Linked DNA regions of Mus musculus: region 2 is linked to region 1. Evidence: chromatin loops called from intact Hi-C (ENCODE). Cell type or tissue: heart. All regions are shown on one strand.

Region 1 (8,000 bases):
TACTTTTTTTTAACATATTCCTCTTAACCTGAAAGCCTTGGGGCAATAGGACAATTTTATCATTCTTCACTTTTTTACATTTTCAGGGGACATTTAAACATAAAAACAAACCACATATTATCCTTTGGTGTGGGAAAACTGCCCTTCCTTTTCCACAACTTTTTTAAAACCCTCTATAAAAATTGTTCTGTTAGAATTTGTAATCCGCACCCTATCAGCCATGTCCACAGCCCTTCCAAAAGGCATCGCTGCCTCACCAGGGGCTGCCTCGTCAGAAAGAAAGGCCACAGAAAATGAAGGAACTTTATCTTGTGCTTTGGGCTTCAGGTGCCCGCCAGTGTTTCCTATTTGGGCAGCCATCTCTGCTGCAGGGTCTCAGAGAGAGCAGAGGTCCTTCATGATGCCGAGCAGGCAAAGGGATGCAACTCATACCTGCCAGGTCAACCACAAAGAAGGATGTAGACCACACAAAACTGGAACCAGTGGATCAAAGGAGCATGGCCATCCCCTTGGCTTCACGAGAAGTTCACCCCTGCTCGCAGTGAGGAGCAAGGTCCCTGCGCACTCATGTTTAACCTGCATTACCTCTCCAGTAAAGCTGAGTCGTTTCTCTTTTCTGTACACTTTGTCTTAATAACACAGTAATTATTTCCCAACAACTTGTGAAGGCTACAACCAGATTTCCTTTTCTTTTTTTAAAGATGTGTTTTATTTTAATTATGTGGGAGAAGGCAATGTGTACGTACAAGTACAGATGCCCAGAGAGGTGAGAGACATTGGACCCCGGGCATGGAGTTACGAGCAGTTGTAAGCTGTCTTATGGGAGTGCTCAGAACTGAATACCAGTCTTTTGCTTTAAGCAAAATATCTCACATCCAAACCTGTAGTTACAAGAAGGGTTTCCCCGCAACCTTGGTAGAGCCATATCAGTGTTCTGCAGAGAAGCAATGTCTTAGCCTGGATTTCCATTGCTGTGATGAAAACCAAAAGCAACGTGGGGAGCAGAGGGTTTATTTTACCTCAAAGACGGCAGTCCATCCTAGAGGGAGGTCAAGGTAGCAACCTGAATGTGGGAAGTGAAGCAGAGCTATAGACAACCTGCTTAAGGGTGGCACCAACTGCAGTGGGCTGGACTCTTGTACATCCCTTATTAATCAAGAAATACTCCCCCAGCCTTGGCGCTCTACAAGAGGCATTTTTTTTTTCAGCTGAGGTTCCCTCTTATAAAGTGATCATGGTTTGTGTCACGTTCTGTCAAGTTGGAAAAAAGAAAAAAAGAAAAAACCTACACTAGGCAGTACATAATCTATATCTGCTATAGCACCTGGGTAGTCATGCTCTACACAGCAGGTTCCATTTTCTTAATATGAAAACTCAGTCATTAAGTTGCCTTTAGGGGGCTGGAGAGATGGCTCAGTGGTTAAGAGCACCGACTGCTTCTTCCGAAGGTCCTGAGTTCAAATTCCAGTAACCACATGGTGGCTCACAACCACCCTTAATGAGATCTGACGCCCTCTTCTGGTGCATCTGAAGTCAGCTACAGTGTACTTATTTATAATAATAAATAAATCTAAAAAAGAAAAAAAAAGTTGCCTTTAGGGCTAGAGAGAGATGGCTGGGCCATAAAAGGTTAGGTTCACAACCAAAAGTGCCTGTCATTCCAGCACTTGGAACTCGGGAGGCAGAAGCATTCAGACCTCTGTAAGTTACATGATATCCAGAGCTACATAAAGAGAGCCTGTCACCAAAACAAACAAACAAACAAACAAAAAGAGCTGCAAGCTAAAGGAAATCTTTTCTTGCTACAGTTGCTTTGTCAGAATATCTCAGAAGAACAGGAAAAGAAACTAAGACCTTGGAACTTCTGATCCTTCTACTTCTGCCTCCCAAGTGAGAGATGCAGGTGCTAGGAATCAAACCCCGGCCTTCATGCAGGCTGGACAAACACTCTCCCAGTGGTTACATTCCCAGGTACGCTGGGTTTTTAAGACATAGTCTCACTATGTAACCTGAAGTAGTCTCAAACTTAGTTTCCTGCCTCAGTCTCCAAACTGCTGGCATTATAAGATTGTTATGCTTTTTGAAAAAATACTTACTGGTGTTATTCAATACTATCTAGTTTTTCCACACTCGTGTTTGGTTTAAATGTAGAAACAATTCTTAGCATGGCAGACTTCACAGACTGGATATGAAATGAGCTTATTCATGCTGGTTTGGTTTTGTTTTTTTAAGGGCTGGGTGGGGGAGGCAACCTAATCAGGTAGGTTAGATCTAGATTTTTATCTTATCTATCTGGCCAAGATGTTTTTCAATATTTTTTTAACTCTGGGTGTGTGTCCATAGGTGAATATGGGACATGCATGTAGGTGCTTTCAGAGCATATAAGAAAGCACTGCCCACCCCCACCCCTGCCCCTGAAGCTGGAGTTATCAATGGTTGTTGTAAGCTGCCCTCTGGAGATCCTGGTGACGAACAGTAGGCACTTGGGCCTGCTGAGCAATGTATCTATCGCTCCACCCACGCTGAGCACAAGAGCAGAAAGTGATCAGTCTCCAGCATGTCAATACTAACTGTCCAGTGCAATCTGGAAAGCCTATGTCTGATGGACATCCTGATGCATGAGAAGGAGGAGGACAATGCAGGGTTTCATTGTATTTAGTTATGCTAAACAAAACTTGGAACTAAGAACAGAGTGACAATACCAGGCATGAGAGCTCATACCCTTAACTCTAGTACGTGAGAGCCAGAGGCACATGGATCTCTGTAAGTTCGAGGCCAGCCTGGTCTACATACCAAGTTCCAGACCAGCCAGACCTACATTGTTGAGGTTTGGTCTTTTGCTACGTATTGTAACGCTGAATACTGGCATCCAAGACCTGGTTGCCCCCAGGGACAAGACGATCCACACATAAAATGTGACCTTGCTCTTTAATTTAAAACTATTGGTTAAATAAAGATGCCAACAGCCTATTAGCTGGACAGAAGAGAGATAGGGCTTTTGGTTCCCAAGCTTGGGGATGGAAGAGAACCAAGAGGGTCTAAGAGGAGAAAATGCAATGAGGTTGGTGAATCATGAAAACATAGCCATGAGGGCTGGCCAGTTGGAACTAAGAGCTGCCCAGATGAAACATGACAAGTTATAATTCGGGTTATTGATGGGGAAGTAGATTCTAGCAGAGAGAGTAGATGTCTGCCCAGCTCTCGTGCTGATTAAGGCTTATTAATTTATAATAAATATAAAGGTTGAGCGTCTTTTATCTGGGAACTAAATGACCAAAATCTCCAATTTGAGATTTTTAAACATCTACAGCATCACATAGTAAAGTCTCAAAACAATCAAAAACAAAATAGACCACGGCAGCATTGCCTAGAACCCCAGAACCCCAGAGACAGAGGCATGACTGTGAGTTGAAAGCCAACATGGGATACGTTGTAAAATTCTGTCTCAAAAAAAAAAAAATAGGTCTAAATCAGTGTATTAGTTACTGTTCTGTTGCTGTGGTAAATCGCCATGACTAGCAATTTATAAGAGAAAATGTTTAATTGGGGGCCAGTGATTCCAAATGATTAGAGGCAATGCTTTTGGAGCAGCAGTGTATCAGGAACAGCTGAGAGCTCACATCTGGAACTGCAAGCAGAAGGCAGGAAGCACAGTGAGAATGAGTCCAGAGTTCTGAAACCTCAAAGCCCACCCCTAGTGACACACTTCTTACAACAAAGCCACACCTCCCAATCCTTCCCAAAGTTCCACCAACTGGGATCAAGGAATTCAAACCACCTGTGAGGCTCCGTCTCATTCAAACCACCACCGTCAGCTCTTGAGATGTTACATTCCCAATGAAAAGGAAGGATGTCTATTAGGCCATTAGCAGGAAAAAAGGAAGGCACGTCTCTATTATCAGTTTGACAGGGAACAAAGGAATGTCCTTCACAGACACCATCAAGTCTCTGATTTCGTCCCATTCCTCAGCGTTCAGTCTCATGTGGCATCCAAACTGTTGTTCTTTCATGTCTGGCTTTTTTTAAATGATATGGATGAAGTATAACAATTTAAATATAAAGTCATGTCTCTTCGAATTGCCAAAGTACATATAAAAATAGTAACATAAGTTTGTCGGTTTACTTTGATCCAGACATTATCACATTTAATCATTATAACAAGGCTTTAAAGGCATCAACTGTCACTGCTCCAGAATCAACTGACCACCAAATGCCAGACCCTAGAAGGTTATACATATCCTATACTCTGACACCTGCCCACAAAAACAACAACAACATCAACCCAATCAATCTATCAGGGCAGATCTGTAAGTGGCAGAGATATTTTATTGTTTCAGCACAAGCCAGTAATTTAACATGAAAAATAATAATAAAGTATAACAACTGCAAAGTATAGGCTGGGCATTGGTGGCACAGGCCTTCAAACTAACCACTTGAGTGACAGAGGTTGGTGGATCTACATATTGAGTTCCAGGCCAGCCAACCAGGGCTCTATGTGTGTGTGTGTGTGTGTGTGTGTGTGTGTGTGTGTGTGTGTGTGTGTGTGTGTGTGTGTGTGTGTGTGTGTGTCTGTGTCTGTGCGCGCGCGCGCGGGAGTGGGAGGGGAGGGGGAGGAAGGGGGGAGGGCGAAGCAAACTTTCAAAAGACTGCAGTAGGTAACACCTTTTCCACAGCTGTCGTACATACACACTCCCTCGAGTCTCCAGAGAGTCATTGGATAAAATCAAACCTCTACTACCCACATAAGACAAACCAAGCATCTAAGAATCCAGCTCACACAGATACCCATATATGGTCCTGTAACTTTTCTAATTGGACTGAAGACTATAGAGTACTCTTCGTCCTGTCAGCTAACTTCTGCCCCCAAGAGGCTAAAGAGGAAACCACAGCTGGGTAAAGTACTGCTGCCGGGACCCAAGAATTTACAGGTCCATGAGTCTTTTTTTTTTTTTTTTTTAAAGATGTATGAGTGCTCTGCTGCATATACATCCACAGGCCAGAAGAGGGCATCAAATCCCCTTACAGATGGTTGTGAGCCACCATGTGATTGCTAGGATTTAAACTCAGAACCTCTAGAAGAGCAATCAGTGCTCTTAACCGCTGAGCCATCTCTCCAGCCCCAGGTTTTGGGGGGTTTTGTTGTTGTTGTTGTTGTTTCCCCACACACACACTGATTAACCCTTCGAACATTTAGCTTAAAATTCTCCATTTGCATTTCAAGGACCAACAATACCCAGTACGGTGCATTGTTTAAAAATGTAACTCTGACTTTCGACTCCCTAGCACTTAATTCAGCTATCACCTATTAAGTTCATGAACTTGGGTAAATTAACCACGTGAAAAATTAAGTTAGCAACAGATGTTTGTGGAAATAAGATGGCGGGAATTCGGTGTGCTACGTGGGAAGCTCTTGATAGAAAACCTGGAGCAAACTCGCAGACAACAAATGTGAAAAAAAAGTAAGCTAATTTTTATATTTATTAATTTGCAAACTGTAATAGTTATTAGCGCTCATCGTTGACTGCCTAAATCTGATTTTTGTTATGGTCTTGTCCCGTCTCACAAAGGGAAACTAGCCACGGTTCAGAATTCTACAGCACCAAATGAAAACAAAGAAAGTCCACACTTTCCTTTTCACCTGCCTACCCCACTCTCAGCCCCACTCCTGCCCCCACCCCCGCCCAGCCCTGCCCCCGCCTCTGTCCTCCCAAGTCCCACTCCCTACCACCCCCCCACGTCCCCTTCTATCTCCCCACCCCAGTGAGACTGCTTCCCCCTCCACGCCGCCCCCATCTCCCTACTCCCCCAACCCCTCTCCCTCCTACCCCACTAGCCCCCCCTAACCCGTGAGACTGATCCCTCCCCATCACAAAACACGCCCAAGCCGGGTTGGTCTCGCCCGCAGCCACGCTCAGCATTGAGACCACGCCCCTTCTGAAGGCTAAGCCCCTCCCACGAACGGCCTTCTTCGCAGAGACGTACATAAGGTACATAAGGTCGCTTATTGGCTGTTAGCAAATACTCCCTCTTCTCATTAGTTGATACCGTCCGGGTCGAAGTTCCACGGAAGATGCTCTTAGCTGCTTGGGCTGAGGGTTACAGGCATGTGTACTTCCGTTTCCGGTGTGTCCTGAAGCCATGGCCACCGCCAGGACACCGAGATTTCTGCTGCTGTTCTGCAGATCCTGCCGCAGCCTTCGAGGACCCCAGTCCCGAGTAAGTGCATCTTCCTCTGCTGGCGGAGAACTGGGTTTCCAGAGACATCTCTCGGAGGAGGAGCGACCTCGGCGATGCCTCGGGCAGCAAGCACCTGCAACCATTCTGTTTCTTTCGCTGTCTGCAGGCATACGCCGCCCTTGTGCCCGGTGTGTCCCAGGTAGACAACGGGTCGGATTTCCTGGGGAAGAAGCCCCATCGAAAGCATCCCGGCATCCTGCATCTTCCGCACGTCCAGCTGCCGCAAGCACTGGCTGACGCCGCACAGTTAATGCTTTTTGGTGAGAAACTGCGGGAAGGGGAAGCCAGATAAAACCAAACGAGGCCAGCACGCAGCGATGACCCTTTCCATCTGTGACCACAGAGAGACCCATGCGCAGTGTAGAGAAGCAGGTGCAAGCACTCACCAACTATCTCTGGAGCCGACATTTACCTGTAGAGCCGGAGGAGTTGCAAAGACGGGCTGCGTATCTTGAGAAAAAATTCCTGGAAAAACAAGGTAGGGCTTAAAACTAAAAGGCAAACCAGATTAAAATGTCAACGAGAAATTAGGATCAAAGAATAATTTAAATCTCTCAGATAAATACTGCTGTTTCTCATTTGATGCTGTAGTAACAGCCCTACTAGATGATGCCCTGCTAAGAAGGTAGGTTGGGCCAGAGGTTGCCCTTGGAGATTGGGTAAAGGTCAGAAGTTTTGGTCTTTCGGGTTTTTTTATAAAAAATTTCCCCTCCACCGCTGCAAGTCAAAGAGATTATGACTATATTTTGATTCAGGTAAGTAAAGGCCATATGGCAGGCAGTTCAGTAAACACGAAACCCCACCTCGGATAGAAAATTATTACATTTCAGATTATTTTTAAGACTATGGACTTCATATTGTAAATTTGCCTTTTATTCTTGTATTCCCTGCACGTCCCACAGTACCTGGTTCAGGGTAGTGTCTTAGTGTTCTATTGTTGAAGAGATACCATAATCACGGCAACTCTTAGAAAAGAGAGCTTTTAACTGGGGCTGGCTTACAGTTTCAGAGGTTTAGTCGGTTGTCAGCATGACAGCATGCAGGCAGGCATGGTGCTGAAGAAATAGCTGAGAGTTCTGCATCTGCATCGGGAACTGCAGGAACAGAGCGAGACTCTGGGCTTCTCATGGCCTTTTGAAACCTCAAAGCCCACCTCCTAATCCTTTCACGTAGTGCTACTCCCTGGTGACCAAGCATTCCAGCGGATGAGCCATTGGGGAGCAAATGGGGCCATTGTCATTCAAGCCACTACTGTAGGTGTTTGTAGAAATTTGCCCAGTGGTACAGAGCTCCACACAGTCCGGAGACTTGGATTTTCAAGCCCCTTTCTATGGTAATATTGAAGATGTCTCACTCCTAAGTGTCAGAGAGTGAAAAAGTCTATAAAAGTGCCCTTATCCTGGCTTTTATTTTTATCACATGGACAGGAGAGATGGTACAGAGTAAAAAAGCACTCACCACCAAACCTGATGACCTTCTACCAAATGGGTGAAGGTGAGAACTGACTCGGACCTATATGCACACAAGAAGTAAATATTTAAAAAAAAAAAATCATTTTTATCAGGCTTCTGCTCACTATGACGCAAAACTTGGATGGGTTAAGTTGACTAAACTACTATTCTAATAGTCTAGATACTATTAGGTAGATAATATACAGACAAGATAGTGTTGGAAAGTCTTTGATACTCTGGTGATGGTGGCGGTCATCAGTCTTATCCCTCTTCCCTGAAGTTTTGACCTTTCTCGGACTTTGAGCATTTTCT
Region 2 (8,000 bases), 310 kb after region 1:
TACCGAGGCATTTTATTGGTCCACTGAATTCTTTAATTCAAAGTGGGCTGAAGAGATGGCTTAGCATATAAGAGCAATGACTGTTCATCCAGAGAATGCAGTCCAACTGTAACAGCCATCTGATGGTTCATAACCATCTGTACTCCAGTTTCAGAAGATCTGACCCTCTCTTCTGACCTTTGTGGGCACCAGGCATGCAAGCGTCACAGAATATACATGCACTCACACAGAAATTAAAATAAAATCTCAAAAAAGTCCCTGTGCCAAAAACTTGACCTCCCCCTTCCTCCCATGACTCTTTGGAAGGTTGGTCTAGTCGAAGCAAGTGAGGTAAGATATACCCCTGAAGGGAATATTTTAACCTTGATCCCTTCTCATTTTGTGGATGCCATGAGATGAGAGGCCTCTTTGGTCATGTATTTTGGCTTTGCTGGGACCAAGTGCAACGAATTCAAACTTCTGAGAACACGAACCCAAAAGTGAGCTTTTCCTTAGTATATCTCAGATTTTATTAGAGTGGTAGAAATCTACCTATCATAAAATAACACATTTAAGATATAAAAATAACACATGAAAATATGACTTATGAAATTTACTTCCTACCTACCCTACTTTTAAAACTTCTGGATAAACTGTTCTCAAAACAAAAAGAAGAGGACAGGGGCTGGAGGACATTTTAATGGTTGTCACACTTTCTGTGCCAAAACTTTCTGTGAATTGTTTCTAAGACCTGCAGAGACTTTCTACAAGAAGTAGTAAGCACTTGCCCCACAAGGTGACACAGTGCAAGGGCAATGATTCTTTGTATGGCCAGAGAATGCGGTGTTATAGCAGGAAATGGAGTGTCTATGGTGTACAGACTAAGCCTATTTTCCACAAAAAGGTGAAAACTCTAAAGACTGCTGAGACCTCAGTGTGCAGAGCCCAGATGCAGGCCTCAGGGAATGCCACTAGTAAGGGATGAGAGCAGAGACAAGAAGAGAAAAAGGGCCACGTGATCCAGCTCTAAGCCTATTTTGTAATGATAAAATAACAAATAAGCTTTTACTTATTTTTAACTGACTTATCAATGAGACCACAATAAAACTGTAAGCCTTGGGGCTGGTGAGATGGCTCAGTGGGTAAGAGCACCCGACTGTTCTTCCGAAGGTCCAGAGTTCAAATCCCAGCAACCACATGGTGGCTCACAACCATCCGTAACGAGATCTGACTCCCTCTTCTGGAGTGTGTGAAGACAGCTACAGTGTATTTACATAAAATAATAAATAAATCTTTAAAAAAATTATTATGAAACATTTAAAAAAACAAAAAACAAAAAAAACACTGTAAGCCTTTACTCCCCCTCTCCTCCAAGCACACTTCCTGCTTTGAAGAGGCCCCAGGTCTGGTTCCTAGCAACCTCATGGTGGCTCACAACAGCATGATCTCCAGTTCCAGAGCAGCGGATGCCTCTCTCTGGCCACCATGGACACAACACTGCCTGCATGAAGTTGGCACATGAAAAGATAAATATGCATGCGTGCAAGCCACTTATTCACATAAAAATCAAAACAACAAAATCAGGAGCTAAAGAATAGAGGCAATCCAGCATTGAAACATCCCATGATTCAACAGGCCCACAGAGCAACCTGGCTGAGGAAACACTATGGAAAAGGAGTAAAAGAAAGTAAACAAATAAAACAGAATGTCAGAATTTTAGAATAAAAGACCAAAGAGAAACCTGTTGTGGTGCCAGGAGCGGTGTTTTAATCCCAGCACTCTGGGAGGCGGACCTCTGAGAGTTTAAGGCCAGAAACTCTAACAGAAAACAGAGACACATGGAGATAAATCAAAGTAACTTACTGCTTTGCTTAAAGTAAGTAATGCAGGAACTAAGTTTTTAAAAAAAATCTGAAACTATGAAAATATCTGCCTACTCTCAGAAAATTCTGAAAAAGAAAAGACAGCCATAATCAAATCTCAGCAAATGGTAGGAAGCAGCACAAAAGATCTGATACTACAGCTTACCCATTCTCACTGCAATGGACTCTTTTTTTGGGGGAAGGGTCACAGCTACCCACTACCTCAAGCTTAACAGCTGGCAAATAACCACATGAACAAATGCATTGGGTTAGTATTTCTTTTGAAAACAGCTGCAATTCTGGCACTTCATGTAATTCTTCAAGACAAAAAGCAGATGAAGGAATCTGAGGTCTGTTCATAGAAAGGTCTAGTAAAATAATAATTTTTTTTTTTGGTTTTTTTGAGACATGCCCAGTTCTAAAATAATTCTTAAATTATTAGTAGAGATACCAAAACTCTGTACCCCTTACTCCTTAAAACAGCCAAAAATTTAGGAAAGATTTTTGTTCAACCCCCAGTAAGCAGAATAAATTGATTTAATGATTAAAATCACAATGATGAATAGGCTGGAAATCTACCCCATAAATAGAAAACCCACAGGACGATCCTGTAACCCACTTTCATAATCTATCACTACCACCTAGGATTTCCCAAAGCAGAAACAAGACAGGCAATGAAAACCTATTTTACTCTTAGCAGCTCTGATGTTGAAAATAGAAAAGGTAGGACTGGATTAGACTCAATGTTTCAGGAATGATGGAAAACAGATTGGTGAGATGGCTCAGCAGATAAAGGTGCTTGCTATTTCGATCTCCTGATCCCAAATAAAGATATATAACTTGAAGACAAATGACTCTACAAAGATGCCTTCTGATCTCTATACATAAGCAGTGGCACTCATACTCACACATCAATGACATTGGAGTAGGTATTGTGATGACTTACATAGCACAACATGTACATACATTGGATGCAAATATTTCACCAAGATCCCAATACCAAAGGATGACATTCAGATGAAAGTTTAATGTATCAAGCCTTTCTACTCAAAAGCATGCTGTGTTAAGTTATGAAAATTATAATTAAAAGCTATGTTACTGTAACAGCCTTAAAAATAGCTTGATGAACTCTGGAAATAGAGAAAACACCAATATGTTTTTAAGGGGCTAGAAAAATGCCCAGTAGTTAAAATCACTGGTTGCCCTTCCAGAAGACCAGGTTTCACATGGACCTAAACAGCAACTAAATACCTTCTGTAATTTCAGTTCTAGGGTATCCCACGCCCTCTTCTGGCCTTCGCAGGCAATGCATGCAGGGTATACACAAACATACATGAATGCAAAATACCCATAAATATTAAAAAAAAAAAAAAGCTTTAAAAGTTTATTATTTCAGGGCTGGCTGTAGAAACGGGGGCTTTTGATTATCATCATTGCATACATCATAACACAGTGACAGTAAATATTCCCTGGATAGGGATATAGCTTAATGGTAAAACACAGAGGTGGTGGTAGGGCCAATCCTCAGGACCAAACAATATAATTTTGTGATAGAGACCACTAAGTCATCTAAAAAAAATTAGCCAATAAAGTGAAAAACCCTATATTATTTTCAGCACGCAATGCATCTTGCTTAAAAGATACATAGGCTTTTTTCTGATGAGGCAGGAAAAACAACCGACTTCAGTAAAGGTTCAATTTTATTTACTAAATGACGAGCCGATTGATACAGTCTCACTATGAAGCACAGGCAGGCTTGAAACTAGTCATTTTCCTGCCTCAGCCTCAGAAATCATGGGATTACATGCAGGAGCCAAGAATGGAGAGGACCAATCAGTATAAGATAGTTTACAAAGCTGAAACCGGAGTTGGTATTTTTTCAGAGCATTTTCGGCTTTCTTTTTTATCAGTTCTATTTCCCCTCACTCACAAGGTTCAGAGCCCAGACGATAGACCGTTCAGACAGTATGAAATCAATCAAACACTTGTGAAGTTAACAAGTTAACTAGCAAAAAAGTAAGTTTGAAATTATGATTATAAAACAGGGAAACTGCCCAATCTTTGGAGAAGCCCTGGAACTTCCACAGCGTTTTCCTCAACACGTGCCCCCGGTATGCTGCCGACATGGGAAACCGGCTTTGAGGCGTCCCATCAATTAATTCTTAGGAGAGCCCGCAGGTTCCCAGCGCTGGGTCTGTGACCCACGCAGGGCCTAAGGAGAAGCAGCGGGGCGCGGGAGCAGCATTTCTCAACTCCAGCAGAGGCCGGGGAGCGGGGAGCGCCAAGAGCTCCGGGCACAGCTTTCGCGCCCCTTTCCCGCAAACGGTAATTGTGGCGGGACCTGGGCGGGCCGCTGTGGCCGCGGGGCGGGCCAGGCGCGTGCGGACCCCGCAGGCGCAGCACGGCGCGGCGAGCCGGACGCTGCCGGGGCAGGCGGGAGCGCGGCGGAGCCGGAGGTTTCTGGCTGAGGGGGAAAAGGGCGCCGGGAAGCAGGCTATTATGGGATGTGGGGCTCCCGGGGGCGCGGGGCTCCTTACCCGCCAGTTACTGTACAATCTCTTCACTCGCCGGTAGTACGCGTCTTTGTCCAGAGTCACAGCCATTGCCCTGGACGCCGCTTCCCGTCGGGCTCCGAGAATCACGCGAGGTCCCAGCTCCGCCACCCGCGCTCGGCCCGGAATCCCGCACTCTCTGTGACCCGGAAGTACCGACCGCCCGGTATCCCCTTCCGCTTCCGGGTCCCTAGAGCGTCGAAGATTTAAAAAGCGAAAAAACCAAACCCACCGCTCGTTCCGTAGGGTGGCGGGAGGAAGGGCAACCGAGGACGCAAAAGTGAAGTCAACAGACCGAGGTGCAGCGCGGGCTCGCGGGCTCTGGAAGCTCTCTCCGGCGCCAGAGGCTCCCGTCACGTGACCCGCCCACTTTCCGAGCTCCGGGCGCTCTGGGCGGCGGGCAGAGGGAGGGGAGCAGAAAGAGCGGGACCCGCGTGCAGCCAGGCGCAGGAGTGAGTCCTCTGCCCCAGGGCAGGCCAGTGACCGCCCCGGGGAAGGCACTCTCAACCAAACACTGCACCCCAGAGGGACGGAGCCCACCTTCGCGAATAAGCTGCGCGGTGGGCAGCAGAGTAGGAAGGAAAGGTTCTGTTTTCCTTTAAGAGATGGGCCGGTAGGGTGGAAGGAAACAAATGGCTCGGAGTGGCTCCTAAACTTTGTAGTTCTTTCCAGCCTCGCGAAGACCCAAGTTGTGAAGGCACCCTTTTTGTCAGCGTGTACTTTTGCTGTATTTCATGAAAAGCCACATTATTCTCTGGCTTTCCCCAAGAATAGTTATCCTGACTAATTGAAAAAAAAAATATGGCTCTTGAAATTAATCCTCGTTTAAGAATGTGAAGTACAATTCAAAATATTTTACCTCTTTATCTTGTATCATTTCCTTGGCTTTAACAAACGGGATAACCCGCCATTATATATGCCTATTGAGGACTACAAATGGCTTTTCTATTAGTTGCAACAGTATTGAACTGTAGGAGAATGGTGTTTAAATTACGCAGCAAAAAACAGTACTTATATTGTGTTTAAGGAAACAGAACATAGGAAGAATGGAAAAGGATTAACTTAAATTTATTAATGCCAAGGGGAAGGAAGGTAACAGTTCCTGACCCTCCAGCTGTAGCCACAGTTTGGCCAGGAACAGGCTCTGCCAGAGGCTAGGGCCAGCGCTACATAGTCTGTGGTTAATGGAGGCGTCTGGGGAGGGGTGAGCACACCAGCTGCTCTAAGCTCCTTTGCTTCCCCAGAAACGAGGAAGTGGTCATTTATTATTTTTTTTTTTTAGGAGTTCCCCTGCCCACCCAATCCTCTCAAAATTGGGAGCAATTGGGTACAAGTTTTTTGTTTTTTTTTGTTTTTTGTTTTTTTCTTTTTCTTTTCACCTCCTGAAGTCTTGGGTTTCCCCATATTGTTCCCTGCCCCTCCCACATTTCCAAAGTCCAAGGGCCAGAGTAAGGGATTCCAGCAGCCACCCATCACGGGTCTATATGGGGCTTCAGTCGTCAGCATCTTCACTGGAGTCTGAGTTGGCTGGCATCATAGGGTCATCAATGAGTGAGAAGTCCCGTTCTGAGCTGTCATAGCCCTGAGATAAATCATCATCTTCTTCATCCTCCTCTTCATCATCGTCCTCAGGTTGCAGTGTTGGTAACCGCAAGGCAGTACCAGAGGTGGTAGTAGCTGGTGAAGAAGGGTAGCCAGTGGTTCTCAAGCCTGGATGGTGATGGTGGTGATGGTGGGGGTGGGGATGGTGGTGGTGATGATGAAGCATGGTGCTGGAGTCTACATGAGGGGGTGCTGCTGCACCCATCACAAACGGCATAAAAGGCAGAGATGCAGAAGTGGTACTGCTGTGACCCAGAGACGACACAGACTGTAGGTTACTACTGCTGTGTTGAAAGGTGTTATGCAGAGACAGGGACCCAGTGCTTCCACCCTGCATCAGGGCCATCATCTTAGAAAGGTCTGGTCTTGTCCTACGGACCCGTTTCTTGCTGTTCTCTGGTGCAACAGGCCCTGGCAAAACCCGGTTGAACGCAGTTTCAGCATAGTGACCCTGTGAGGTAGGAACAAAAGACAGTAAAAAGATGGAGGTTGGGGGAGTGGGGGAAGGGGACAGATAGGACTTGACTCAGAAACCACATATGTCCTAGCTTAGAAATGCTTGCCTGATTTGGCTTGATTAGTGTTAATGGAGGTGTTACTGAGGGTGAGATCAAGAATTTGATATTGATAGCCATGTGAACGGTAAGGTTTTTCCCCCTGCTTCATACTTTTCTGCAACCTTTTTACAAATGCCTTTTCCTTTGCTAGTAAGGGGTCTGAGTAAAACAGTGAATGAATCAGTACATGTACAGAAAAACTGACTTAATTGTAGCCCGAGAACAGTTTGTTGGCATGATCTTATGTGAAGTGCGGCACAACTACACAGACATTTATTTAAATTTATCCTCTGTTATTACACGATAATAGCTGAGCAAGATCAGCTTAGGATATCCAAGAAGATTATGGGAAAGTTCTCACCAAATTTAATAAAAATGTTCCACATTGATAAACATTATCTTTTGGGTGTGGTGGTTCATGCTCTGAGCCTTTGGAGGGCAAGGCGGAGTTGCCAAGAGTTCAAGGATAACCTAGAATATACTTCTTTCTTTTTTCCTTTTTGTTTTGTTTTTTTCAAGACAGGTAGCCCTGGCTGTCCTGGAACTCACTATGTAGAGCAGGCTGACCTCAAAGTCACCAAGATACACCTACCAATGCCCCCCCCTGAGTGTTGGGATTAAAGTTGTGTGCCATCATTGCCACCAATATAGTTATTTCTAAGCCAGATTCAGTTATTGAATGAGATTCTGTCTCAAAACCAAAAGGAGAGACAAAACACACAAACCTCTACAATAAAATAAATCACATATTTACTGAATTTAAAATGTTTTTCCTCTTTTTATTACATTTAATAAGACTGGAAACTACTACGCTAGGACCTTTGCTTTGTGGCCCAAACTCCAATAGGATGAACTAAACACCAAGCACAAACAATTGGTATGTACATCTCTGGATACACCAAGACCTAAAATCCACACCTGACATGGAACATACCTTTTTGACTTGGAAAAGCAAATATTTAACACTTTATGGCATAGACCTTCAAAACAAGATTACAATGCCTAGATGCTTGCAGGCCTTAGTAGTAATGTAGCCCTAGAATCCCTGCCACCAGTTTTACACGAATAGCTAAGAATTGTATCTGGCCAATGAGGCATATGTCTACAGTCCCAGCCTTTGAGGAAACATAGGAAAATCACTGCAGCCTATAAGTCTGGAGCTAGCCTGGACAATACAGTAATATCTTTTTATTTTCTTTTTCTTTTTTTAAAATGGGAACGGGGGTGGCTCAGCAATTAAGAGCACTGGCTACTTTTCCAGAGAACCTGGGTTGAATTCCCAGTACCCTCATGGCAGCTCAGAGCTGTGTGTAATCCAGTTCCAGAACTTCTGACACCTTCATACAGATATAAGTGCAGGCAGATAACCAATGGACATAAAATAAAAAAACTGTGGAGTTGGTTCTCTCTTTTCACTATTATCTGTGCTCTGGGGATTGAACAGACTG

The links. Peaks named below come from ENCODE experiments on the same cell type or tissue, not always from the same donor. Only the 100,000 strongest peaks of a DNase experiment are listed, where the experiment ranks them.
Region 2: it touches region 1 in a loop (2.7-fold over the local background); 2 of 42 quality-filtered maps call a loop at or near these places.

The regions. Positions count from the first base shown.
Region 1 is chr14:51,878,808-51,886,807 of GRCm38, forward strand. Mettl17 (methyltransferase like 17) reads left to right here and starts at 6,035. Exons shown (of 14, transcript NM_001029990.1): 1 at 6,035-6,216; 2 at 6,344-6,497; 3 at 6,581-6,715. The coding sequence starts at 6,139. In heart, CTCF peaks have their summits at 4,904 (motif pointing left), 5,117 and 6,176; DNase peaks (open chromatin) are centred at 4,884 and 6,004; H3K4me3 peaks cover 2,483 bases; H3K27ac peaks cover 2,123 bases.
Region 2 is chr14:52,192,707-52,200,706 of GRCm38, forward strand. Supt16 (SPT16, facilitates chromatin remodeling subunit) reads right to left here and starts at 4,533. Exons shown (of 26, transcript NM_033618.3): 1 at 4,379-4,533. The coding sequence starts at 4,444. Chd8 (chromodomain helicase DNA binding protein 8) reads right to left here. Exons shown (of 38, transcript NM_201637.3): 38 at 5,445-6,446. The coding sequence ends at 5,886. In heart, CTCF peaks have their summits at 3,136 (motif pointing left) and 4,851; a DNase peak (open chromatin) is centred at 4,615; H3K4me3 peaks cover 2,877 bases; H3K27ac peaks cover 2,142 bases.